3 separate regions of the Mus musculus genome follow, and regions 1 and 2 are each linked to region 3. The links are chromatin loops, found by intact Hi-C in ENCODE. Cell type or tissue: left cerebral cortex. All regions are shown on one strand.

Region 1 (8,000 bases), 140 kb after region 3:
TGTTGACAAAGGCCATCCTTACAGAGTCACCACACAATCCCCTCTGCTGACCCTGGCACCACCTTTTGTCTTGAGGGCCAGTCCTGAGCTCCAGTGTCACCTTAGGGGAGGGGCTTGAGTCAAAACTAAACAAGCATCTTGCAAATTAATGCGATTATCTCTATCCCTGTCTAGCTTCCAAATGAATGAGACTCAGACTGTGATTGATTTATTTAGCTTTTTGTGCAATTACTGGGGGATTACCCCCTAATATAATTCTCTAAGGGCTAAACTGGCTACTCCCCCTACCCGTTCTCCCCCAATATTTTGTGTCTTCCAAGGTTATTTCTGTTCCACCAGCCTGTCCTCAGGATCCATTTTGCTCAGGCACAAGATCCTGGTCCATCATACCCAATGGAGACCTCCTGTACCATCCATCTTTTTTCTCCTCCTGGTCCCTTCCTGCAACCCCCCCCCCCCAGATAGGTAGCTGAAAACCCACCTACCTCTCTTCTCTCCAGTAACTGGCTGTAGCCACCTTTAATTTAGCTAATAGTTTTAAATTGGGGATCAAGGTTTGTACAACTAAAGCTGGTGGTGTACATGAGAATCTGCTGTCTTGGGGCAGACAGGTCATGGGTATTAGCACTTGACTACATAGCAGCTGCAGACCAACCCCCAAAAGCATCTCCGGTGAAAATGTAAATAGGAAAGAGAGGGTGAGATGAACTGAATCCTGCTCGGCACGCTAGTCCACTGGCACAGCCTACAAGTTCTATGCATTGGCAGATAGGATCCTTAGAATCTTGTCAGGAAGTCTGGCAGGCCCCATCCACAGGACGAGGTCCATCAGTTTCCGAAAAGCAGAGCCTCTTGGGAACGGGGCCGTTCTGTATTCAGACCCCAGAGCAGGAACGGGCACATTGGAGGAGGTGTGTATGGGGCTGAAGAAGACCAAGGCCTTGGGCAGGGCCACCCTGCTGGATCATTCTAGCAAGATGGCAGCTCCACCCGTCCTCTACCAGCTGAGCAGATGCCTGACAGGCAGGTGGGCATCGGCCCAAGGACCCCCCACCCTGGCACTGTTTTCCGTGGACCTGTTGAGTCACCCGTCCATCAGAGCTGGTGGCTCTGAGGCCACACGTCCCCCCTGTCCTTTCCCACTGGGCTTGGAGGGCAGCTGAGGGCTTCTCCCTGCCAGCCCCTGCCCTCCTCCTCGGATGCCCTCAGGTCCCGATTCCCCCTCGGCTCTCACAAATTCTGCCCGTGTCCGCACCCTCATTAATCAATGTCAGCGCGGCGTCGGCAACAAGGGCCGTATTCTTCCTCGGCCCCTCAGCCTCTTACATCCCATTGTTCTGGGCCGATTCAGATGGCAAAAAACAGCCTATGCAGCACATAAAAGAGATGAAGCAAAAATGAAAGGAATCGAGGGAGAAAAAAGAGGAGGCATTTTCCCCCTGAAACACTCGAATAAATACTCGGCAATGATAATTTAAATTATTCATACATTTATGAAAACATCCATTGAGTGCCGAAGTGTGTGATGCTCTTTGTCTCTGTCTCTTGTCTCTTGTTTGGGATTAATCTTTACTGTAACTCGGGCTGGCCGTGCCCCCCTTACAAAGGCCACACTTTCTTTCCATGGGAAAAAAATGTGTCCGCATATCACAGAGAAATGTTGGGGGAGAGAAATTTGTGCTGATGTGGCAGTTGCCAGGCCCTGGAGATGTAGGACGAGCCATGTCCAAATAGTGTCCCACCAACAAGAAAGGGCCGCGCAGTTCTCACGTTGTTGCCGCCGCCGACGCAGTGGTGACATCCGTGCCTTGGGGCTGGGCAGATGCAGAGCCGCGGCAGAGAGGAGTTCCACAGAGCATGCGTACCTCTAGCCCTGGCCCTGTACACCCCCACTGCCCCACCCTGCCTCACCCCACCCCCCGCCTCCAAGAAGGCGCTGCAAAGACTGCCCTGTGCAGCCTGCCTGGGAAGGATGGTTCAGGCATGTTCCATCAGGGTCCAGGAGCTGACAGGCTTTGGAGATATCTGAAGTGGTTCTTGCTGGCAAGCTGCTGCAGGCAGACTGTGTCCTATAGCAGGTGAAGGGGAGGGTTGAACCTTCCTAAACCTGGAGGAGCCACTGCCCTTTGATCCCTCACAAAATGGAAGTCAGCTCCGAACCCAGAAGCCAGAGACATTTAAACTGTTTAATAGCACAGAAAGTGGGACTTCACCAGGGGCCAGCAGCAGCACTGAGAACTGTGGAGGACAGAGCCTTGCTCGTCACCCCTCCATCACACTTCAGTCCTTACCCCCTTCTCCTCTGTCTCCCAGCCCCATCCACGCCTTTCCAGGGCTATGGCCAACCACAGTTGGGCTCAGGCAAGGCTTGCTCCTGTGATTAATCTCAAAGTCTGTTGCTGTTCCTGTGGCAGTGTTGTCAGGGCAGAGGAGAGACACCCGCACCTGAGCCAGTAATGTCACCCCTCCGATGGCCTCCTTTCCAAGAGTCTTGATCAGTGTTGTGGTATTTTTGAAGCTCATTCCAAAATGGGATTTCAAAAGCTTCAGTACAGTATCTCCAACACTCTCTTCCACAAGGAAGCTGGGCTTCTCCATTCTCAACTAACCAGCGGTGGTTGCTTCCTGCTGGAAATGGCCCAGGATGGCCTGGCCTTTGGAGCTGCCCTGCCAGATCATCAGCGAGGAGTTCAGGATTTGGTGAGCAATAGAGATGAGCTGGCTTGCGGGGTGGGGGTGGGGACCTGTTCAGTGACCATGGCATTTGCCTGGTACCCCATCCTCATCCAGACTTATTTGGTCTGGAATAGAAACAGGACCCCAAGGGAACAGCCCTCTAATGCAGGATTTATGGTCTCTCTGGCTCAGGCCAGGTCAGAACCAGAAAAGAAAAGCATTCTTTTCACTTCTTACTTTGGATCAAAATGAAGCTTAGGAGCCCCAGGAAATGGAATCCAGCCCCCTCTGAACCTGGCGACTTGCACAGTTTGCATTAGCTCCAGTTCACGGGTCAAAAGAGGGGTGCTCCAGCCCAAAGCAGAAAAAAACTTGTGACTCTAGGGCAAGATACCCCCACTGAAGTCTCTCATTGGCCCCAGGCTGCTGCTGCCCAGCCAGAAATCCTGGAAGGAGCAGCCTGGCTTCTTGTGACCTCTGCCGGCTGATGCCTAAAACTGTGGTGCATCAAGGGTGCTACCTGCACTCTGCCCCGCACCACCACCACCCTGCCGCCAAAATGAGTTCTGGGAATGCCCCCATCTCTTCAGCCTTCTCTCCTCTGTTACTGATGTTGAGGTCTTGGACAATAGTCAAGTGCTAGGCAGAGGGCATCCTTCACCCGTCATTTATGAGAGGGATGACCTCAGCGCTGTCACCTCTCCTCAGCCATTTCTGAGAAGACACCATTGTCACACCCAAGTGAGGAAGACTTGGCCACTCACAGAGGGCCTCAGTAGCCTCAACACAGATGGGGGGGGGCAGCCACTGGCTCCCAGCAGGGAGTGCAGGACAGTCTTCCTTCCTCTCTGGTTGATACTTTTTCCTCTCTTGTGGAGGGTTCCCCACGGCCTTTCATCCGGATTTCATATTCGCATAAAGACATCAAGAAAAGATTCTAACAGAAAGAATTATTAGGCACGGCTGTCAAAAGCTTTATCAGGGAAGGAGGAGGCTCAGTAACCCTTTGTGTGCTGGCCTGCAGCCTGGAATTCCTGATCAGCCCCTAGACATGGAGGGCAGGGTCTGTACATAGGGATGATCAGTCACACTCGTGGGCTCCGGCACTCAATTGGCCATGTACTCACATGCACACATGCGCCCACATGGGTGGACACGATGGACCTGTTTATTAGCAGACTTCTGAGATGTAGCTCTCCGGGTTTGGGTCCAGGCAGCCCTCCTAGATAATGGTTTTGGCTCCTCCGTCTGTTTCTCTTTGTTCTCCTTAAAGGACCGTGTTCATCTGCTCTCTAGACTGGGTGTCTTCACACTCTTCTCATGGGTTGGGGGGTCTCTGTACCTTGGAACTAAGATGGAGCCAGACTAGGGATGTATTCTACCCTGGACACACATTGGGCAGCATGGGTGCAGGGCAGACATCCCACACGCTACTCTGGAAGTCTCTTTACCCCCCTCCACTTCCACCCCACCCCCGGCTCTTGGGAAGATGTGTTCTGTGCTCAGGAAGGCATTAGCTACTGTGGGTCTCTCTCCTGTTTTCAGCTTCTGTTTTTCTGGTGAAGAACTTCCTCACCGGCTTGCCCCAGAAAGCTTTGCCACCTGCTGGACCCCAGTCGTTCCTCAAAGTACAGAATGGGCCTCCAGACGAAGCGTCCTGGGGACATGGGGATATTCCGCTGGTTGAGCAATAGCTTCTGGGGCTAGAACAGGGAATATCTCTGCACTGTTAACAGAAGGCCCCTCCACATTTGTAGCAAGGGGCCCCCCGGCTCCGGGGTGCACAGCGCCTTGGGATGTGTTTTCTACGCAGCCTCCCTGTGCACAGAAACCGAAAACCGCATGCCGACAAACAGCTCCCTCGGCAAACGTTTTTATTTCCAATTAGCAAAAGAAAAATTGCTAATTTGCTGTAGTTGGACCGGGCTGACGTCTCAATCTGCGGAGTGTCAGAGCAGTGAAAGAAAATGCTTCACACTGTGCTGGCGAGAGCCAGCAGCTCTAAGAGGGTCAGGGCAGCGGGCCCAGAAACCAGATTGACTGGCCACAGCGCTAAATTACTCACACAAGACACACATTGTCTGCCGTGCCAGCTCCCGGAGGACCTGCTTTCTCATTCTCTCCCCTTGGAGTGCAGTGGAGCTGGGCGGGGGAAGGGTCCAGCGTGGGAGGAGAGGGCCGGGGCCAGGCAGTGAGCCTTTGGGAGGGTGGAATCGTCTTCAGAAAGGAGCTGGCAGAAGCGGGTTAATGATTTACCCTGGCTGGTCCACATCAGTTGGGAACTGAACGGTAAAATCCCCCAAGCCCAGCCATAGCTTTGCCCCCTGAGATCAGGGTAGATAATGTCTCAAGGCTGACAGGGGACCGGGGTCGGGTGGGCGGGACATCCAGCAGGGAATTTGGAGTCTCTTTTTCTGACCTGGAGGACCTCACTCCCCTGGAAGTCTAGGCAATATCTTTCCCAGTCTGGGATTCACAGACAGGGCTATGCCTGCTTCTCGGGTTCCTCCAGTCATGGTATCTTCTTCGCAGAGTTTGGGTGGAATAAAGACCAGGAACCACTGGAGTCTCTCTCCCCTGGGGGACAGTGAGGCGGTCGTAGGGCCACAGATGTTTGTCACTCACGTAATAATGAACCTCCACACTGACCACACAACCCCTGCCAGCAGAGGCCTCCTGGGCTCTCACAGGACCTAGACAGCGTTGCCCACGGCTCCAGACAGAGGACATCCATTACATGCCCACACCAGCCTTGATAAAAGCATCCGTTCTCCCTGCTCGGCCCACACCGTCTGTCCTCCTGTATGCGACACCTCCTTCCGCATGTCTCTGTGGGTCTCAAGCCCACCCACCTCACAGGCCTGTTCCAAAAGGAGATTCCAATGCCAGGAACCACAGACTGTCTCACTATTCCAGGCAGCCAGGCAGCCCCGGGACTGCCCCAGGACTGACCCGTGCAGACTTATCCTGGGGAGATGCGCCTGGCCTCTTTCACCTCCATGTAGCTTGCACCCCCGACCAAGCAAGACCAGGGTAAAGGAGAAAGCAGCCGGGTGCAGGAGTGTGAGACCTCACTGGCTCTCAGGTCCTGGTGCGTATCTGTAATGACTGGGGTTCCCTTCCACAAACAGCACAGGGAAGGTGACCTCTCTAGAGTACTTGACCCAACTGGAAGAAGTCCCCAGTTCCCTTCCCTATCCCCTGGTGACATCTTTGTGTTGAAACCACTTTAGGTGTGCAGCCTGCTCACTCCTTGGAGGGTCTTGTGCACAGAGATGTTATCTGTGGAGTCCTAGTCAAGGGTGTCAAGAGGAGCTGAGCTGAGCCCAGCCCAGCTCTGAGAAAAACAATACCACAAGAACAAAGATACATCTGCCACTGGCACACAGCTTCAAGTGTTCCTAAGCCCAGCACATCCTGTCTGGGGAGCACATGCCATTACCCAGCCCAAGAGGATTCTTGAGACAGAGGCTGTGCCCTGGCATCAGAGCTGCCCACCGCTGATGCCTGGTTTAGAGCTGTCATCTGCAACTCTCGAGTAAAGTGATCCTGGAGAACTGGTGTTCAGCGAGGGCCTCAGAAGGGCCCACTGCTTTGCTCTAGTCTTAAGGGAAACAGACACTTCACTGGGAAAGCCCAGGGATGGATGTACTTGGGCCCTCTGGTAACAGGCAGAGCTCCCTGCTGTGTGTCTTCGAACAGTCACCTGGCCTCTCTGAGCTTCTGAATCACAATGTAAGGGACACACTCAAACCAGATAATGTATGTGGGACCCTTTTATTTATTTTTTTAACACAAGATGTAAAGAATGGCCTGGGTGTGTTGTCTTTGTGCAAGTAGAGAGGGAATGCCTACAGCTGTATTGTTGGAGAATCCTTTGTCCTGAATGGATGCAGTCTATAAGTACTATATTTTCTTCAGTAAAAATAAAGAGTTACTGCCGAGGCCATCAATCACAGAGAGACATGCAGCACTGTTCCCAAGCCAGTGAGGGCAGGACAGGCATTTGGAATTTGTCCCTTTCTCCTTGGCTCCCTTTCCTGTCTGGCTTTGAGCTATCCAGAGCGTGAGTGTGCCGGACACATGCACACAGACACATGTGCATGTAGGTATGGCATGTGTGACCTGCATGACCTCACATGCACATATGCCACCCCCCCCCCACACACACACATAAACATACATGTGTGTGGTGGGTATGGGTTCCCACCAAGGAGAACATACTCATAGCCCAGAGCACAGAACTACAGATCTCCAGTGGCAGCACTCAGACTGGGCATGGAGGCATGCCCGTGGGAAGGAGGAGCCTTAGCAGGTGCCTAGCAGGGTTGGCCTCAGCAGCAGGTGTCCTGACCTTGAGCTCAGGTTCCCTCCCACTCAGCCTCCTACACCCAAAGCAAAGAGAGCCAGGCTGACCCCACCCCCTCCCCAGGTAGGAAAGCCAATAACAATAGGCAAGATGCCCCTAGCTGCTGGCTGCTGCTTGGGAGGCCTAGGCTGTGGGATGTGGGTTTTTTCCCCCATCATTCTGAGCAGGAAGGAACCAAGCAGACCTAACAGCCCTGAGTTCCTGCATATCCTTTCCCCTGCATCTGAGGGATGAGGGTTATCAGACCAACTGTCCCACCTTTGCTCCCTGAGGAAAACTGTCTGTGGCCTCCAGCAAGCTTCAAGTGTTATACCCCACTGGGCTCTGCCCAGAGATGGGCCTGGCACGCTCTGGGCCCTGCCCATGAGGCCTTGCTCACTAGCTACTGTTCAGGGCCTGTGTTCTGTCCTGGCTGCGCTCCAGAACTGCTGGCGGCTTGGCCCAGGCAGAGCCCAGAACATGACCTCTGGCAGTGGGCGGGGCCTCGGTCCTTTGCAGAGCCCTGCCTGTTTCCCACGTGCTGCTTGGGCTGGAGACCAGCGCTCCTGCCCTTGGAGTTGTGGCTGAGTTAGAGCTCAGCTGGTCCCTTCCTGCCTCTATGAAAATGATTAGATTTTCAAACTCTAAAGCTGATATGCTTTGGGTTTAGGTGGCCCATCCGTGTGCTCTAACTCTCGATTGCAGAGCAGTAGAATCTGGCTATGTGAGCTAGCGGTAGTCCTGTCCTCACCATACCCCAAACCAGGTCTTCAGAGGGTCCCATGAAACCAGAGTGGCCCTGCTTCAACCTTAACCAAAAGTCTCTCTCTGCTATTAAGAAATTATCAAATGAGTACAACCTGGACCCATTTTGAGACGGGTACAGTTAACCACAGTGTTGATTACAGGGGCACTATCGATTTTTGAGGTGAGCAAACATTTTCCGAGTTTATAACACCTGTTATCTTCTGACTAA
Region 2 (8,000 bases), 80 kb after region 3:
CGAATGCCTGGTGATTCACCTGGGGGACTAATCTGCCTCAATCCAAGAGGGCCAGCCTGACTGGTAACCTCCTGCAGCTCGGTTGTCAGGCACCCTGTGCGTTGGTTGTCATAGTGGTTTTTGCCAATCTGACACAAACCTAGAATCACCTAGGAAGAGGGGCCCTCAACTGAAGAATTGCCTTCATCAGATTGGCTGTGAGTCATTTTCTTAAATGACGGCCGATGCAGGAGGACCCAGCTCGCGGTGGCAGTACCATCCCTAGGCATGTGGTCGTGGGATGTACAAGAAAGATAGCTGAACAAGGCAGAGGAAGCAAGTCGTGAGCAGCCTTTCCGTTCCTCTGTGGTCTCTGCTTCAGCTCCTGCCTCGACTTCCCTCAGGGATGGACTGAAGCCTGCGTAAGCCACATAAACCTTTCCCTGTCTATCTTAGTCATGGCTTCTGTTCTGAGACAAAACAAAACATCATGACCAGAAAGCAAGTTGGGGAGAAAGGAGCTTATTCGGCTTATATTTCCGTATTGCTCTTCATTTTCAAAGGGCGTCAGGACAGGAACTCAACAGGCAGGAGCTGATGTGAGGCCACGGAGGGGTGCTGCTTACTGCCTTGCTCCCCATGATTGTCTCAGCCTGCTGTCCTATAGACCCCAGGTCCGAAAGCCCATGGACGGAACCACCCACAATGAACTGGGTCTTTCCTTCTTCCCTCCTTCCCTCATCAATCAGTAATCAAGAAAATGCCTTACAGCTGGATCTTGTGGAGGCATTTTCTCAATTAAGGTCCCTTCCTTTCAGATAACTCTACTCTGTGTGTCAGATTGACACTGTCCAGCACACTGTCCAAGTTGCTTTTGGTTAGTGTTTTCTCACAGGGACAGATATGAGAACTAGATAGAGCATGGCACACACAGAGGAATCTTGGTACCTTGGGGAGGGAAGACCCTCCGCTCCATGTCATCCAGTCCATGTCCTGACTCACCACGTAGCAGATTCTGGTGTCCCACCAGACCTATATCTTAGCCACAGCAGCAGCTGCTCGTGAACACCTGGAAAGCTTCACCTCCCAGCTGTGTGTCTGAGGAAGTCAGGGTCCCTAAGACATGCTTGTTCAGATTTCCCAGATCCATCCTCGACCTGATTCATGTTGGAAGCCATTTCAGAAGGCCAGCTGTTGTTACTATGTTTCCCTAGTTCGTGAGGTCACAGTTCTGACTAAGCATCTCTGGTGTGGAAAGGCAGCAGGGGATGGGTCCAGGTGTTAGTGGGAGCTCTGCTGTCATTTGTGGCTCAGCCCAGTCCTTCAGCTTATGGATTCCCCCTTTTAAGAATGCTGGGAAGCTGATGTGTGTGGACGGAGGCTGGGGACGTGTGGCGGATACAAGTGGTGGTAGGGCCAGGTGGACTTGTAGGGTGAATTAAGATGGAGACACTAAGAGACTTCTCTGGGGATAGAGATATCTGGGGGAGAGAGAAAGCCCACACCTTCAGGATAGAGAAAGCTAGCTAAGTCTACTTGCCAGAAAGGATCGCTCCTTGGGAATCAAGATTCTCCTCAAGATGGGGACAGATCCAGAACCTGGGGAGAGAAAGAGAGAGAGAGGGAGGGAGGGGGAGAGAGCAGGGAACAGGCGGATCCTGTTGTCTCTGAAATTGACCAGCTTGACCCTGGGGGTGACTGAGGAAGTGGCCTGGCTTGCGGGAGAGTGCTTATCAGCTAATCCCACACTGCCCTCTGGGGCTTGCCTCTTTTGGCTAGGCTGGTATGCATGAGCTTCAGGTGGGCACTGAGCCTCTGACAGGGAGCATTGCTTGATGCCGAGGGTTTGCTGGGGCACTGTCCCACTAAAGAAAGCCCACAAAGTCACGGACTTAGCTTTCGTTTTGCTTTGTGGATTAAAACGGAGAGGCCCTGGCCCATCCGGGACACAGTTGATTTTGGGACGCACACTTCTAAGAGGGGCCGTGGCTTTTCTGAAATGGACTCACACTCATTGTTACTTGGAAACAGCCCCTGTGTCTTAGTTAGATTGCGATGAAAAGCCATAACCAAAGAGCAAGTTGGGTGGAAAGGGTTTATCAGGTTTACGCTTCCATATTACTGTTCACCATTGAAGGAAGTCAGGGCAGAAACTCAAACCGGACAGGAACCTGGAGGCAGGAGCTGGTGGAGAGGCCATGGAGGGGTGCTGAATACTTGCTTGCACCCCATGCCTTTCTCAGCTTGCTTGCTTATAAAACCCAAGACCACCAACCTAGCAATAGCACTGTTCATAGTGGCCTGCCCCCGCCCCCCCGCCCAACAGTCATTACATGAATGCCCTACAGGCCTGCTTACAGCCTGATCTTACTGTGGCTTTTTCTCAAGGACGCTAGCTTGTGTCAAGCGGACATAAAGCAAGTCAGCACACCCTGAAACCTGGAGCAGGGATACAGTCTCTTGTAAGTAGCGTTCAGAGCTCAGGGAGGTGTTTTTCTGGACATTGCCATCCAAGAGACCAAGAGACTAAGGTCTGAACTGTGGATATGTCCAGTCTTGATGCAGTACATGGATTTTTACAACACCGTGGCCATGACAGGGAGAGAGAGGACAGTACTCTCACATAGCCAAGATGGGCTGCAGGTGTCTGCAGAGTCTATGAAAAGCCAGCAACTGCAAGAAGCTGCACTAGCCTGAAACATGCATTCCCTGGGGAGTGGCTTGAAGGAACAAGCCAACTTCCAAAAGGTGTTTGCTTCCTGTTGGACAAAGATGGCAGAATTGGACATGGCTCCTAGCTGTCCAAAGAGTAGGGCTGCAAAGATGACTCAGAGGCTCAGAGCACTTGTTGCTCTTACAAAGGAACCAGAGCCCACGTAGTGGCTCACAGCCATCTGTAACTCCGGCTCCAAGGGATCTGATGCCCACTTTATCTTCTGTGGGCACTGCACACATTTGGCACATAGGAATACAAGCCGACAAACGCTCATAGAGGAATGTTAAAATAAAAAATGTAAAATACAGAAGTTAATTTTAAGAGAAGAAAACAGTCTGTCCAGTGTTGTGGGACGGTAGCTCGGTTGGCAGAGTATGTATCTAGAATGAGCAAGGCCCCGATCTAACCCCCAGCGCTGGAATAAAATAGGTGTGGTGGTACACATCTGTAATCCCTGCACTTGGTGGGGTAAAGGCTTGAAAATAGGGAGTTCAAGGTCGTGCTTGGCTACATAGCCAAGCCTGGGCTACATGAAATACCATCAATCAGTCAATCATCAATCAGTCAATTAATAAACCAAAGTATAGTTTAAAGCATACCTGTGCTAGGGCACTAGGATATTCCTTTTTCTTCCATACTAAAGAGTCTTCAAAGGGGGAAGAAAGCAGATCCGCAGAAGGGCCTCTGTGTTGGCAAGTTATCTAGGGAGTTAAGTCAGCCTGAGCCAGCTCTTCCTCACTGCAACTTGCCCAGTGTTTTGCAGAATCTTCAGGTTTCCTTCCCCTCTCGACTTCTCTGTGTTCTCAGACCACTGCTGGAGAGAGGTGTGGGAATGGTGGGTAGGTTCCTGCCACGCGGGATCTGGGAGGGTTGAGGACCATGAGTGAGGAAGGGACAAGGGTAGAGACCTGGGCTAGGTCTGTGCACATGTGTGCACGTGTGTCTTTATCTGTAGAAGCATGCAAGCGCATGCAAGCCTGGGTGCTGAGTCTGTGTCATGTGATTTGAGTCGTGTTCTGTCCAGCTACAAGTACTGGGAATGTGGCCTGTGTACAGCTGAAGCAGACATGCAGCTGACACACAGTCAGTGAGAAATCATACGCACAGACTCCTGAGGCTCCGTTGCTCAGGGCTGACCACAAGGTTGGACCACAGCAGGCTCAGTAGAAGCGACCCGTCTTTCGCTGAAAGGAAACTGGATTGGGGAAGGTTCCTGGATGTCATTTTGGAGGCCGATCCCGACGCTGGCAGTGGTTTCTCCTGCTACCGTTTGGTCCCCGGAGAGCCCCCGATTCACCCTTCCGGAAAAGGCAGTCCTGTTTGGATCAAAAAATAATTAGCCAGGCTTTAAGTGAGGGTTTCAAGTACACATTTAATTTACGTTGATTAACAGTCAGATGTTCAGTAAACACCAGCTGAACATAACCCTTGTACCATTGAGAAGCACGGAGCGCAAAGCGATAGAGCAAAGCGCAATAAATACACCGTTTCTACAACTGGCAATTATATTAATAACACGCGGCACTTGTCTTAAAAATTCAAATTAATATGTGCATATCTGCGTTGCCATCCGCCATCGGCAACTTTTGATTTAGCGTGTTACCAGGGAGTCTTCCCTTGCTTGCTCCGCGTCAAAGAAAGCCACAGCTTCCCAAGCAATTAGGCTGATGAGGGAAATACAAAATGAAACCAGCCTAGGGATTCCTCCCGTTCCCACCGGCCTCGGCATCCCAAGCCCTTTTGTCTGTGAGTTTCTGATTTTAGAGTTGTAGGTCCCACTGGGCCCTACCACTGTTTGCCTGTGTGTGCCGCTGGGCTGTCACCGGGCTGGGTCGGTGATGAATCATTAGCATCTGCCTGACAATCCACCACTGAGTCCCTAAATGGACTGTCGGGCTGTCACTGTGGGCTGGTGCACTCTCCCACGGAGTGGGGGCTGATGAACACTTTGGGCAGAGGGAGCTCCTACTAACCCATCAATCTGGTGGGTGGGTGGCTTTAGGGACAGAGCTGTGCACTTCCTGCTGGACTTCGACGTGTTTCAGAGGAATGGCTTTAAACTTCAGAGAGGAAGATGCTGGAATGTGCGGTACACTGACTCGAGGACGCACCCTCTGCGTCCAGCATCTTTCTGACCGTTCACTTCACCCTTAGGTGGCTTGGAAGGACATGATTCCTACTTCTCTGAGCCCCCGGGGTTCAGCTGGATCCTCAGTTCTCTTGATCCCCTCAAGATGGGCCTTATTACAGCTTCCTGCAGATGAAGAGCCTTGCTGGCCTGGAGAGGAAGATAGCAGAGCCCAGGTTAGGATGCCTGCAGACACAGCCGGCCCAAAGCCCCCAGCAAGCAGTTCAGAGCCAACCCTATGGAAACTGCTGGGGGAAAAATCTTTCTAATTCACGGAGGGAAGCAAGTCTGTGCAAAAAAGAAAGGAAAGGAGGCTCTGGTTATAAACAAAACAAGTAAAATTCCCAAACTAGGTCTTCAGAACATGTGGCTGGTTGGAGGTTTTCTGTTTATCGGCTTCCTAGCCTTCCTATGGTCTTGTTTCAGACTCTATGTGCTGTGGGCTCCTGGCAGGTCCTGACCTCTCCGAGTTCTAGATCTTCTACCACCTCCTAAATCCGTGAGATGCTGCCATACCCCTATGGCTCCCAAGGAAGGTCTCTGGCAGAGATGCATTTCCAGGGAGAGAACAGGGCTGGCATGATCTCTGTGGGCATATCTTGTCTGCCAGAGGCAGGTGTTGAGATCCGGGACCCATGCTTCTTTCTTGGAGGATTTTGAAAGAAAATAGGGGAAAAGAAAAATCCAGGCTTCAGGGTTTGGCGGTGGCTGCCACGGCTGCCCTGATTCGCGTGTGGTCTCTGGGCCTGGGGATGCCTGCATTATTTCTGTTAGCTGTGCTGTTCTGGTCTTTGCAGCCAACAGGCTTGTGGTGAATTCTCTTCAGGAGAAGAAAGGGACCACTCCATTGTTACAACACCTCTGCTCGTGTGCAGCACCTTCTGCCCGCTTCCATTTTTCTCTCTCCTGGTGCGAGCAGTGTTTCTGACTCAAGGCAGGCAAGAGGAGACACCCACTCCCAGCCAGTCTCTATCGCTGTCAGAACCTGGCCTTTGCAGTTACTGAAAAATGGGGTCCTTTCAGATCACACCCGTCCTCCACTTTGCAAAATGAGATTGTGTCTGAGGGAGCAAATGTTTTCTTTTATTAACTAAAAGTGAGGTGGTCGAGAGGCTTCGGGATTTGGTGAAAGGACAGCCCGCACCCCCTCCTCAAGGGGTTGATCTTGCCTTTTCTTTCTCTGACCCCCACGGGCAGAAGCCATATTCTCCCATTACCCTGCTCTCCTCTTCAGAGCTGTTGGGTGTAATGGACTCCTTTAAATTAATAATGCGTAGAGGGAGATTTACAACACATTGCTCAAATATTGTCTTTGCCTTTTATTCATGCATTTGTCACTGTGGCCTCTAATCGAGGTGCACAGAGAAGGGATAAATAATGAAGAGAGAAAAGAGGTCTGTCACAATCCAGAGCCATTTGCAAATTCATCACCGATATTCTTGGGGAAGGAAGGACAGAGGCGATGACGAATACCCCACCACGCTAATATATCTCCTTGATTTCTTCTCCCATTTATTTAGATAACCTACTTTGAGCTGTGATAGAACGAGGGAGGGTCCGGCTGCCCTGAGCAACAGATGGGGCTGGTTGCAGTTCCCGGTAGGCAGGTCCTTGCCCTGTGTTTGGCTGCGGCGCCTTGAATTTTATTTCTTATCAGTCTGATTTTAGGTGGCTTTGGGGGAGGTGATCCTGCCAAGTGCCTATAGCTTCCGTTTTCAAGGTTAGGTTTGTGCTGGTGGCCGTCATTCGAAAGATGCCTTAGCTCAAACCCAAATCTACACCCCCAAGGATGGGCAAAATGTTTTTCTACTTTGGAGAGCTTTTGTTAACGGGTGGAAGCTGAGCTGTGCATTGAGTCGATCTCCCTCTCTGTCTCTCCCAACTGACAGGAACTGGGAAGAGGAAACATAATTCTGCTTTGAGGGTTGTTTTTTCCTTAGACCTGTCTAGTGAGGCCCCAGTCCACAGGCTCCGGGGAAGGACCCAGCGTGTAGCACTGGTTATGATAGGACCTCAGAGTCAGACCCTGGATCCTGAGCCTGACAGCAAGCTTGGTTTCTGTGCTGGGAAGAAAGCAAAGATCAGTTTCACCTGCGACGCCACACCATCCATGTGACGTTCAGGACTCAAGGGTGGGTGTTGGTGGTTCCTAAGTGTCAGGAGCGGGGAGCCGGATGGATTTAAGGCCTGACTGTTGTCCTTGCACACGGTACTATCTGGGGTCAGTAAGCCTCTGGGCAGGGCTGTGGCTAGGACTAAATAGGATGTTCAGAGCTGGCTATCGCTGCCCAGTCTCCCATACAGAGGCCTCAGCACCTGCCTAGCTGATCCACCTTGTTCGCAGAGTTAGATGAGGACACATTGTCACTGGACAATGGCTTAGCTGCAGCCCACCTCTAGGGTGGCCAGACGGAGCAGATGAGTGCAGAATACACAGTCAAATCTAAAATCCAGTAAACAGCTCATGATCTTTTGGTACTCGTATGTCCCAAATGTAGCCTGCGTGTTACGGTATTCACTGGGCCTTGCTGTGTTTTCCTGTGCTTGTGTTTTGTCTGACATTCTTCTCCCAGGCTCCCAGGCCTTTCTTTAACCCCTCAGAGGCTAGGGCATGGCTCTTCTGACTTTCCTTTTTTGTAGAAGGACTGATGTAGGAGCTAGCTACAGGGAAGAAGGTCCAGGGTGTAATGAGAGATTGTAGATGAGAGGGACCAAGCAACAGATTATAAAGTCAGGGCATCAAGTAAGTGGCATGAAGTTCTAGATTCTTCTGCTCCTGGGAATAGTGAGCCGGAACTGACTTCTGAAAGAGTCCCAGACTCAGACCTGCGGAACCCAGTCATCTGTCAGCACACATTATGTCCAGGAGGCCATGCTGAGTGGTTCTAAGTTTGTTGCCCACCAAGATGGCCACATAAAAGATGAGCAGAGTCTCTGGGCTGATTTGGGCCAGCCAATGTTGCCCCAAGCTCCTAGGTTATGCCAGGACCCACTCTGTATCCTGGCAGTAGCATTAGCCCCTTCCCACTGCTGCAGAGGTAGTCCTGTCTGCTCCACCTTCAAAGCTTCATTCCCTCCATTCTTACCATTCTTACCTTTCCTTTGACGTAAATGAAACTTACAACACTATAGACATAACGAATAAATTCCGATCGTAGGAAATGCAGGCACACGGTT
Region 3 (8,000 bases):
AAATAAAGGGGAAGCGTGGGAAACCGATTCCGTTTATTGCTCTCCCGGTGGCCGCAGCTCCAGTGCAGTTGTAAGAGCCCGGGGCTTCTCTGCATTGGATCCAACACAATGTGTTCTTCGGGCAGGAAGGAGTCCTTAGGGGCTTCCTATGCCTTCTGGAGAGCGTTTTCCCCGCAAGATATAAAAGCCAACTCCCTTCTTTTTTAACTCAAATGGGGAAGGGGTGAGGGAATTCAGGCCGGATCTCTGTGTTTTACAACAAAACAAAACAGTTCCCTCACCATGTCCACAGTCTACACGACCAAGTGTGCAGGCGAATCAACTCCTAATCCTCACCACTGCAGGGGCTCAGGACAGAGAAATTCTGCTGGAATCCCTTAGGCGACTGTAAGTATACCTACCTACACAGGCCTCTAGGATGTGGCCAGTGAAAAGGGGACAGGCATCATCCCTTGATACAAAGAAGTCCCTTTCTGAACATGGTTTGTTCGAAATCGGCTACAAGGTTGCATTCCTGGGAAGTCTTGGTGGAGAGCATCCCATACCTTCCAGAGAGCCACTTGGGAACCAGAAACTGGTGTTGACCTTGGGTGGTCCCAAATCTTCAGAAAGAACCCCTTGGACAGAAATTCTGAACACTTTCATTCTGTTCAGAAGGTCATCCAGGTCTCATCGAGGTTTCCTGAGCTAGGAGGGTAGACCGGCAAAGGGGAATTTGAAAATGGCTCCAGGGCAAAGCATATAAAATGGAGAGTGAGTTCTGAGGACACCCCTCCTCCCCCGCCGCTTTGGAGCCATTCCCCAGGCCTGCATGGGGTCCCAAGCACCCGGTCAGGGTCAGAACCTATCTGCAGGCAGGAAGGTGACTCCCTGCCCCTGTCTCGGCTACAAACACCACCTCCACCAAAGGCAAGGAACATGAAAACACACTCCCATGGTGATGAGACCCTCATTCATCCAGGCTTGTGCCAAGGTAGGGTGAGGACCAGCAGTCTGACAAAGATCCTACTCCCAGCTTGCCTGGAAAGCACACGTGGCAAAGCAAAGAGAGGTGCTTTTGTTTTCTTTGCTCTCGGAGGGGACCTGCGTCTTCACAGCAGGAGGTTGTGACTGAGCGCGTGGAGGCTGAAGTACGCAGAGGACAGAGGACAAGAGACTGTGGTGGTAGACACATCTAGGCAGGCTTACAAGGGGCTAGGGTGAATCCCCACCCCAATACCAGGGGCAAAGGTACCAGTTCTGACTCCTGCACCTCTCCACAGGCTGGCTTCCCCTAAGAAGCCTAGGACTGGGTGTGGCTACAGAAAGGGACTTTGTAGAGCATAGTAGTAGTAAGGAACTAGAAGAGTCGGTGCTCCCTAAGTGACAGAGGACCACTCCCTTAATCTGGTCTTTCTCCAGTCCCCAAGAATGATCTGATATGGTTCTATAGCCTCTTTCTCCATTGGCTTGAAGGGGTGGGCATCTCTGGCCTGGAGCATAACAGAAGTCGGCGGGTGGAAGTCTCTCCACTAGCATACCCCTGCCCTCCCAGCAATGAAGCTGGTTCCCTAACTTGGCCGTGTTAGCAGGGATTTACTCCAAACACAGAGCGGAGTGGGCTGTGCTTCTTACTACAGAGTCTATGGTCCCCAAACTCCCCAGAGCTTGACTGGATTTTAAAATGGTTCTTGAAACATTTAGTAATCACTGTTCCCCAAGAGGACCTCCACTACGTGTCCCCCTAAGTGTCAACTCCCAGTCCTGCCGAAAAATTTCTTGGTGGGATAGAAATACAAGGCAGCCTCCGAGGGGACCTCGGTCTGATTTTCCCTGCCTTTCCACTCTCCTTGAGGAATTCTTCATGTCTGACCGCTCAGCTTCTAAGTCTGGCCACGTGGGGGCAGGGCCTGGCCAGGGCCAGGGCCAGGGCTCTCCCAGACCCGAAGGTCCTGCACCCAGGAGTCATCGCAGCACCTGGGAGGTTCCTGGTCAGCCTTGGTTCCCAGGCAGGTCATCCCCCTAGCTCAGACAGTGGCAGCCAAAGGCAGGAAAGACTTGCTATGGTCAGTTGCCAACACCTCCACTGGCAAGGGTCAGCTCCCTGCTCTTATCTTAGTCTGATCTGGTCCACTCTGGCCAGAATTCTGTGTCCCCCTGAGCAGAGAGGGGACCAGAAGGAGGACTCAAGCAAACTGGACACCCCAGAATTAGGACTGTTATGCCTCTCTCTCTCTCTCTCTCTCTCTCTCTCTCTCTCTCTCTCTCTCTCTCTCTCTCTCTCGTGTGTGTGTGTGTGTGTGTGTGTGTGTGTGTGTGTGTGTGTGTTGGGGGGGGGGTTATGGCAGCCTTCAGGTCTAGAGTAAAAGAAGCCAGGACTGGGCTAGAGTAGAGGAAGATCAGGGTCCCTCGTTAGTAGAGCTCTTTATTAGCACCCCCCTCCCCCAGTTCTCCAAATCTCAAGGGACACCTGGGGTGCTACACCTCTAGGTGACCTTGAGCCTTCTCTGCTGTGTTACTTAAGCCAGGTTAAGCCCACGGGCTAGAGGCCACTGGGGCGGAATCTCCCGTGTAGCTGGGCTCTGTCACCACCCGGTGTGGGTGAGCAGGCCCTCCAAGACCTAACGGCTGCAGTGCTGCCTTAGTCTGCCTAGTACTATAAACGGAGTGGATCTGTGACTCGGCCCAGGTAGAGACTGAGAAAGGGGGATGAGCCAGGCCTTCCCACAACAGGGCCTCCATCTGTGCAGCCAGCTGGGTGCAGGGCTAGGCACCCAAAGCGGTGGGCTCCTCAGATGCGTCTTAATTTTCGCAGGGAAGTGACTCCTTAGGCAGTCAGCGCTGCTACCGCCAGCTCTGAGGCTTTTCTCTGGGGTAGTTTGGGCCCAGCAGCACTCTCCATTGGGTGAGGGAATCTATAGGGAGGACTCTCTGGGGGATTGCTGTTTTAACCGGATTTCGGTGTGTAGATTTCAGTACTAGGAAACCGGTGACAACAAAGAAGGGGTGAGAACTGCGAGAAGCCCCACCTGGGAGGTAGAAAGACCCAAATGGCGCCCACCCCTGCGAGGGCTCAGGTGACACCGTGACAGCTCTGAATCTTGTTGCCTTAGAGGGACCTTGGATTTCGGAGAGAGTGCCCAGGGCAGTGACCCAGCCTGGCAGCGCCTCCGTTTGTTTCCAATTCAAACTCAAATCGTAGCCGTACTCGCAGGAGGAATCCACACTCATCCCATTAGGCCTCTTAGTTGGGGCCACCCTGCTCTTGCCCAGCCAGGCCCCTCGTCGGCCTGAGCTCCGAATGTGAAGGCTTCAGGGAGAGAGCGTCGGCTAGTTTCCTGCTCGCACTCCTCCACCTGTGCCTCGGGTTCTCCAACCCGAGCGGCACCTGGCCCGGGAGGAGCCGGAGGGGAGTGTCCCGAAAGGACCCCAGCTCCTGAAAGGGGCTAGCTCCGGCGCTTCCGCACCCGGTACTCACCTGGGGGCCGCGGCTGCAGCCCAACGGGGCGCGGAGACCGGAGCGCAGCGCACGGGCCCACCCCGGAGGTGCAGAGGTGCAGGACGCCCCGAGACGCCCAGGACAAGATGCCGGCCTTCGCACGGCCGCCCCCCGACGCGGGGCGCGCTAGCCTCAGCCGCCGCGCCCGGCTGAGGACCGACGGCTCCAGCGCCACTCGGCGTCCCGGGCGGTGGCAGAGCTTGGAGCTGGAGGCGCCTCGGCTGTTTGTTTTTGAGCCGCGGAGCCCGAAGCTGCAGCCACCGGGTGGGGGCGGGGGGAGGGGCGGGGGCGGGAGGCCCGCGGGGGGCGGCGGGCGGCGGGGGCTTCGGAGGAGCCGGGTTAGGGCGCGTTGGCCCTGACACCCCCTCCGCGAGCGCGGGGTGCGGGCGGGGACCGAGGGGAGTTCGGGAGGAGAGCGCTCTGGGGCGACGGCGAACGAAAGCTTTTTAATTAGTAATAAAACGCAATAAAACGCAGCAAAAGCAGCCTGGACCCGTGTCCCAACTATCAGCGCGTTTGCGGGGAGATCCAAGGAAGTCGCGCAGAAACCCGCTGCGGGCCAGTCTTCTCTACGGCCCGGCTTGGGCAGGAGCCACAGCGCTGCGCAGCGCAGGGCCAGGGCGGGGAGACGGTCACCTCGCCTCCAGGGCTACCTGGGTCCTTTTAAAGTGTCCAGGGTGCGGGCCCCGGGCGGGAGCGACGAGCAAGGAATGTTTTCTTAAAGGGCCAGTTCCGAGCTGCGCTGAAAAGGGGGGGGGAGGGGGGAGAGAGAGAAGTGAGGTGAAGACCGAGAAGGCCTCGGAGAGCCCCCCAATCCCGCGCCGAGGCGGCGGCGGCGGCGGCGCGACGAAGAGGATGATGAACACATTGCAAAGTTTTTTTGGCCCCGGCGAGGGGTGTCAGATTGAGTGCTCTGTGCGCATGTGCGAAGGTGTCCAAACTGACAATGCTAGGGAGATGAAGATAGTGTGTAGCTGCTTCTGGGCTCAAGGAGGAGGAGAGAGATTCCGCGAGCCGACACCATGCGATCCAAGGCGAGGGCGAGGAAGCTAGCCAAAAGTAAGTCTCCCGCGCTCGACCGCGCCGCGTCGCCGGGCCCGGGCCGCGGGGCCGGGGTACCCGGGCCAGGGGTGCGCGTCGGGGCGCGGTCGGCGCGCCCGCGGCTCCGGCCCCCGGTCGACCGCGCGGTCCGGGGGCTGCTCCGCCTCCCGCGCTCCGGGGCGGCCGGGCTCCGCGCGGAGGCTCGGGGCGCCCGGGCCGCGCGCTCCCCGAAGGCGCCGGCCCCCTCCCCGCAGAACCCCCTCCCCCCCACAGTGTCAGGCGCTCGGGCCCGGGAACCCGAGGCGCGCGGTGGGGGCCGGGGAGGGGGGCCGAGGGGGAGGGCCGGGGGTGGAGGAGCGAGAAAAGCGAAAGTTAGCGAAAAGTTGACGAAAGGGGAGAGTAACTTTTCCTCTTCGCTCGCTCTCTCCCTCTCTCTCTCCGAGTGGCTCTCAGTCCTGGTCAAATCATATTCCGGGCTTTTGAAATAGTGGGCGCTAGAGCACCGCCTTTGGCGTCCGCCAGCCGGGCTCAGAGGAGGGAGACCCTGAGCCGGGGAGGGGGCGGAGGAGGGGGCGCGGGCCGGCGCCCACCCGGCTCCCCGGGAGCAAGGGCAGGACGGCCGCAGCCGCTGGGGAAGCAACATGGAGACTTTTTCCTGCGCTCGAAACTGTGCTCTTGAAGTTTATTCCCAAGTGGTGCCCCGCGTGGTGGCCGGCGCTCCTCTGTGATCCTCGCGATTCGCTCCGGCCGCCCGGTGCCGGCGCCTCCGGCAGCGGGGTCCTCACTGGCCGCTTTGCTACCCGCCGCCCTGCCTCGCTTGGCCTCGCTCCGACCCTCTCGCACATGCTGTCCCCGGCACCCGCGAGCCCCAGAGGGACCAATGTCCCGGCGAGGCTACCCGGGCCCGGGGCTTACTTTCTCTTTCGCGCCGCCTCGAGCCGTGCCTGGGGCTGTGCGCTCAGCCAGCAGCGGGCTGGTCCCCACCGCAGCCCGCCGGCTCCTGCCGTCCGCACTATGGCCACCGTGTCTCGCAGCCGCCCAGCGCGCCCTCCCGTCCCAGTGCCGGCGCCATCCGCAGGAGTCGGGCCCGGGGCTTCGTCCCTTGCAGCCAGCAGGTGGGGACCCGCTGCAGGGCGGCCGGGGGAAGCGCGGCTCGAACAGCTCGGGCCACGGTCCGGCTCCAGCGAAGCGTTGAGCGCTGTACGGAGAGGATCCGAGTCGCTCGCCCCCGCCGCCCCCTCCTCTACCACGGGCCGGCTCCAGGTCCCTGCCTGATCACCAGGCCGTTCGGTCTGCGCCTCCGGGGCAGGATCCTGCCTGGCCCGGCCTCGCGGCTTCCAGAGCCGAACTCTTAAAGAGCGTGAGTCCAGCGAGCCGGTGTGGGATCCGCGATAGTTTTCCGAAAAAGCCAGGCACTTTGAGCTCCGGACCCTACGGAACTTGGCCCCACGGCGGCCCGGCTGTCTTAGGCCGCGCGCCCACTCTGCAGGGAAAAGCAACTTCCAGCCTCCGCCAAGCTTCCCTGAGCTCCGCCGTTGGAGTTCGTGGCCCCTCGGTTAAGAGCCCCTTTCCTGCCGAGCTCCCTGGCCAGCTGCCCTTGACCTCGGCCTTCTGGGCCACCCATGACCTCTGACCCCTCTTGGTGCGAACAGTGCCAGTAGGTTCCCAGCGGATGCGAAGGGGTTGTGTGCGTGTTGGGTGACTCTCCACGACGCGTGGAACGGGTGTGCAGTGTACTGTTAGAGTCCGGTGTGTACCGTGAGCCTTTGGGAGTCTCGACCCCCTGGCTGCAGGTTGGATGGTCAGGCTCTCGCTGAGGAAAGACCAAAGCTTGAAGGAGAGAGACGTAAAGTGACTGCGCTCTTTTTGTTGCCGCCGCCTTCGCTGCAAGCGAGAGACTGGCTCAGCGCACCCAGCGCGGCCCCGGAAACTTCCCAGAGGCCCACACCCGCTCGGCGCCCTGCTGGGCCTCCTGCTCTCCCTCCACCAGGTGGGGAAGGTCACTTGGCTCCGGCCCTATGTAGGGCCAGAACGGGCGTCCAGCGACGATCTTGAGGCCTTCTCTGGAGGCCAAGAACCGAAGGACACAACCGGTGGGAGTCCACAGTTCAGGGCGTTCTTGGAAACAACCCACAGGAGCTTGCCCGACAGACCCAGGGTCTCCACTTGAGTGTCAACCTGGAGACCTGGTTTCAGGCTGTGTGACTGTTACTGCTACTACCAAAACCCCTTCAAGAAGAGGGCGAGGCGGCTCAGGATGGAAGACGGCCCAGGGCTTACTGAAGACTTTCTTATTTCTTTAGACAGCATTTTAAGGGACTGTGGAAGGCTCCTGGGAACCTGACTCAATTACCTGAAGCAAGAGTGACCAGCAGCCAGCCCAGAAGCCTCCTAACTGGCTGACAGGGTCAGGGGATAGAAGAAGGAGCAAGGTCATGGTGGTTCAGGGTTTTGTTCTGCCCTCATACTACTCGGGCCCCTGAGCTGTGACTGAGATGTCCTGAGGACAGAAGGACAGATGGGCCAATGGATGTAACGGCAGGACACAGGGCTTGGGTGTGAGGTTGTCCCAGGGGTGTGCATTTTGAGGTATAATTTCGTTTGTATTTCCTGGTGCTCCTACTCCAGACCTCTGTCTGCATGGCTTGTTTAAGCTGGACCTTTCAGTTGGCCCTTTTGGTAGAATTAGGGGCCCAGAGTAGATCCTTCTGTTGAGCTTCCTAAGGACAGAAATCTCTGAAGCTCCCCAGTGAGGACTGTGATTCAGTTGGTGGGAAGTTTAGCTAAGCCTGAGCCTGGGCAAAGTGAAGATGGTTCAGATCAGGGGTCCCCTTACTCAACCTGGGCCAGTGCTGGCCAGTAAGGACCTGAAGCTGTCTTGACCCCATATTTTAGAACGAAAAATTTAACAATAGCGTATTGTTCCAACACTGGTGTGAGCCAGGTGGGCAGTTGGGGGCTTGGTTGGTGCTGCTGCTCTTCCTATCTCCAGGAACTACACAGCACAGCTAGGATCCCCACTAGAGCCACCCTAGAGACCTGATTTCTATCGAGGTGACAGACCCGGTGGTCCCAAATACCACACATCCCACCCTCCTAGGTGTGGGACTTTGAGTGTTGCCTATGTTGGGGGTGATGAATTGCCAAAGCAGTGTGAAGGATCGGAGGCCCAGCTTAAGGCCTGCGTCCTTCCCGTCCTTCCCGTTGAGACATGCAGAGGTGCAGGTGAGGGGTGGCTAGGCTGGCTGGCTCTTGTCCTCTTTCTGTCCTCCCCAGGGAAGTGAGAGCCCAGGGGCTTTTTCTCTGGGATGGATGAGGGCTGCAAAGGCAGCAAGAACCTGTAGGCGGGAATTGATTGTCTTGCCCGCTTTAGGCGAATGGTGGAGCCCGCTTGGTGGAGGGGTGGAATGCAGGGCTGTCGGCCAGTGCCCTGAGGCTCTGCACTGTGAATGGTGTTAGAGGGACCAGAGGCCTGGTGTGT

What was found. A loop is a pair of places that touch in the nucleus more often than their neighbours do. Peaks named below come from ENCODE experiments on the same cell type or tissue, not always from the same donor. Only the 100,000 strongest peaks of a DNase experiment are listed, where the experiment ranks them.
Region 1: it touches region 3 in a loop (1.9-fold over the local background); 9 of 42 quality-filtered maps call a loop at or near these places.
Region 2: a loop joins it to region 3, with 4 times the contacts of the local background. A loop is called at or near these places in 8 of 42 quality-filtered maps.

The regions. Positions count from the first base shown.
Region 1 is chr4:154,496,675-154,504,674 of GRCm38, reverse strand. All of the region lies in intron 2 of Prdm16 (PR domain containing 16), which reads left to right. Among named protein-coding and RNA genes, the nearest start is that of Gm52688, 6.2 kb to the left of the region's middle. In left cerebral cortex, CTCF peaks have their summits at 3,158 (motif pointing left) and 4,797; DNase peaks (open chromatin) are centred at 1,212, 4,724 and 7,486; H3K4me3 peaks cover 414 bases; H3K27ac peaks cover 351 bases.
Region 2 is chr4:154,553,098-154,561,097 of GRCm38, reverse strand. All of the region lies in intron 1 of Prdm16 (PR domain containing 16), which reads left to right. It overlaps Gm13133 (predicted gene 13133), which reads right to left. Exons shown (of 4, transcript NR_151634.1): 2 at 4,669-4,973; 3 at 3,801-4,011; 4 at 3,453-3,506. Among named protein-coding and RNA genes, the nearest start is that of Gm13133, 6.8 kb to the right of the region's middle. In left cerebral cortex, a CTCF peak has its summit at 4,503; DNase peaks (open chromatin) are centred at 2,879 and 4,568; H3K27ac peaks cover 607 bases.
Region 3 is chr4:154,633,260-154,641,259 of GRCm38, reverse strand. It overlaps Prdm16 (PR domain containing 16), which reads left to right and starts at 4,387. Exons shown (of 17, transcript NM_027504.3): 1 at 4,387-4,537. The coding sequence starts at 4,501. It overlaps 5930403L14Rik (RIKEN cDNA 5930403L14 gene), which reads left to right and starts at 4,893. Exons shown (of 1, transcript NR_045643.1): 1 at 4,893-8,000. Prdm16os (Prdm16 opposite strand transcript) reads right to left here and starts at 3,680. Exons shown (of 2, transcript NR_168731.1): 1 at 3,458-3,680. In left cerebral cortex, CTCF peaks have their summits at 1,870 (motif pointing right) and 4,999; DNase peaks (open chromatin) are centred at 4,406, 5,016 and 5,480; H3K4me3 peaks cover 4,855 bases; H3K27ac peaks cover 5,508 bases.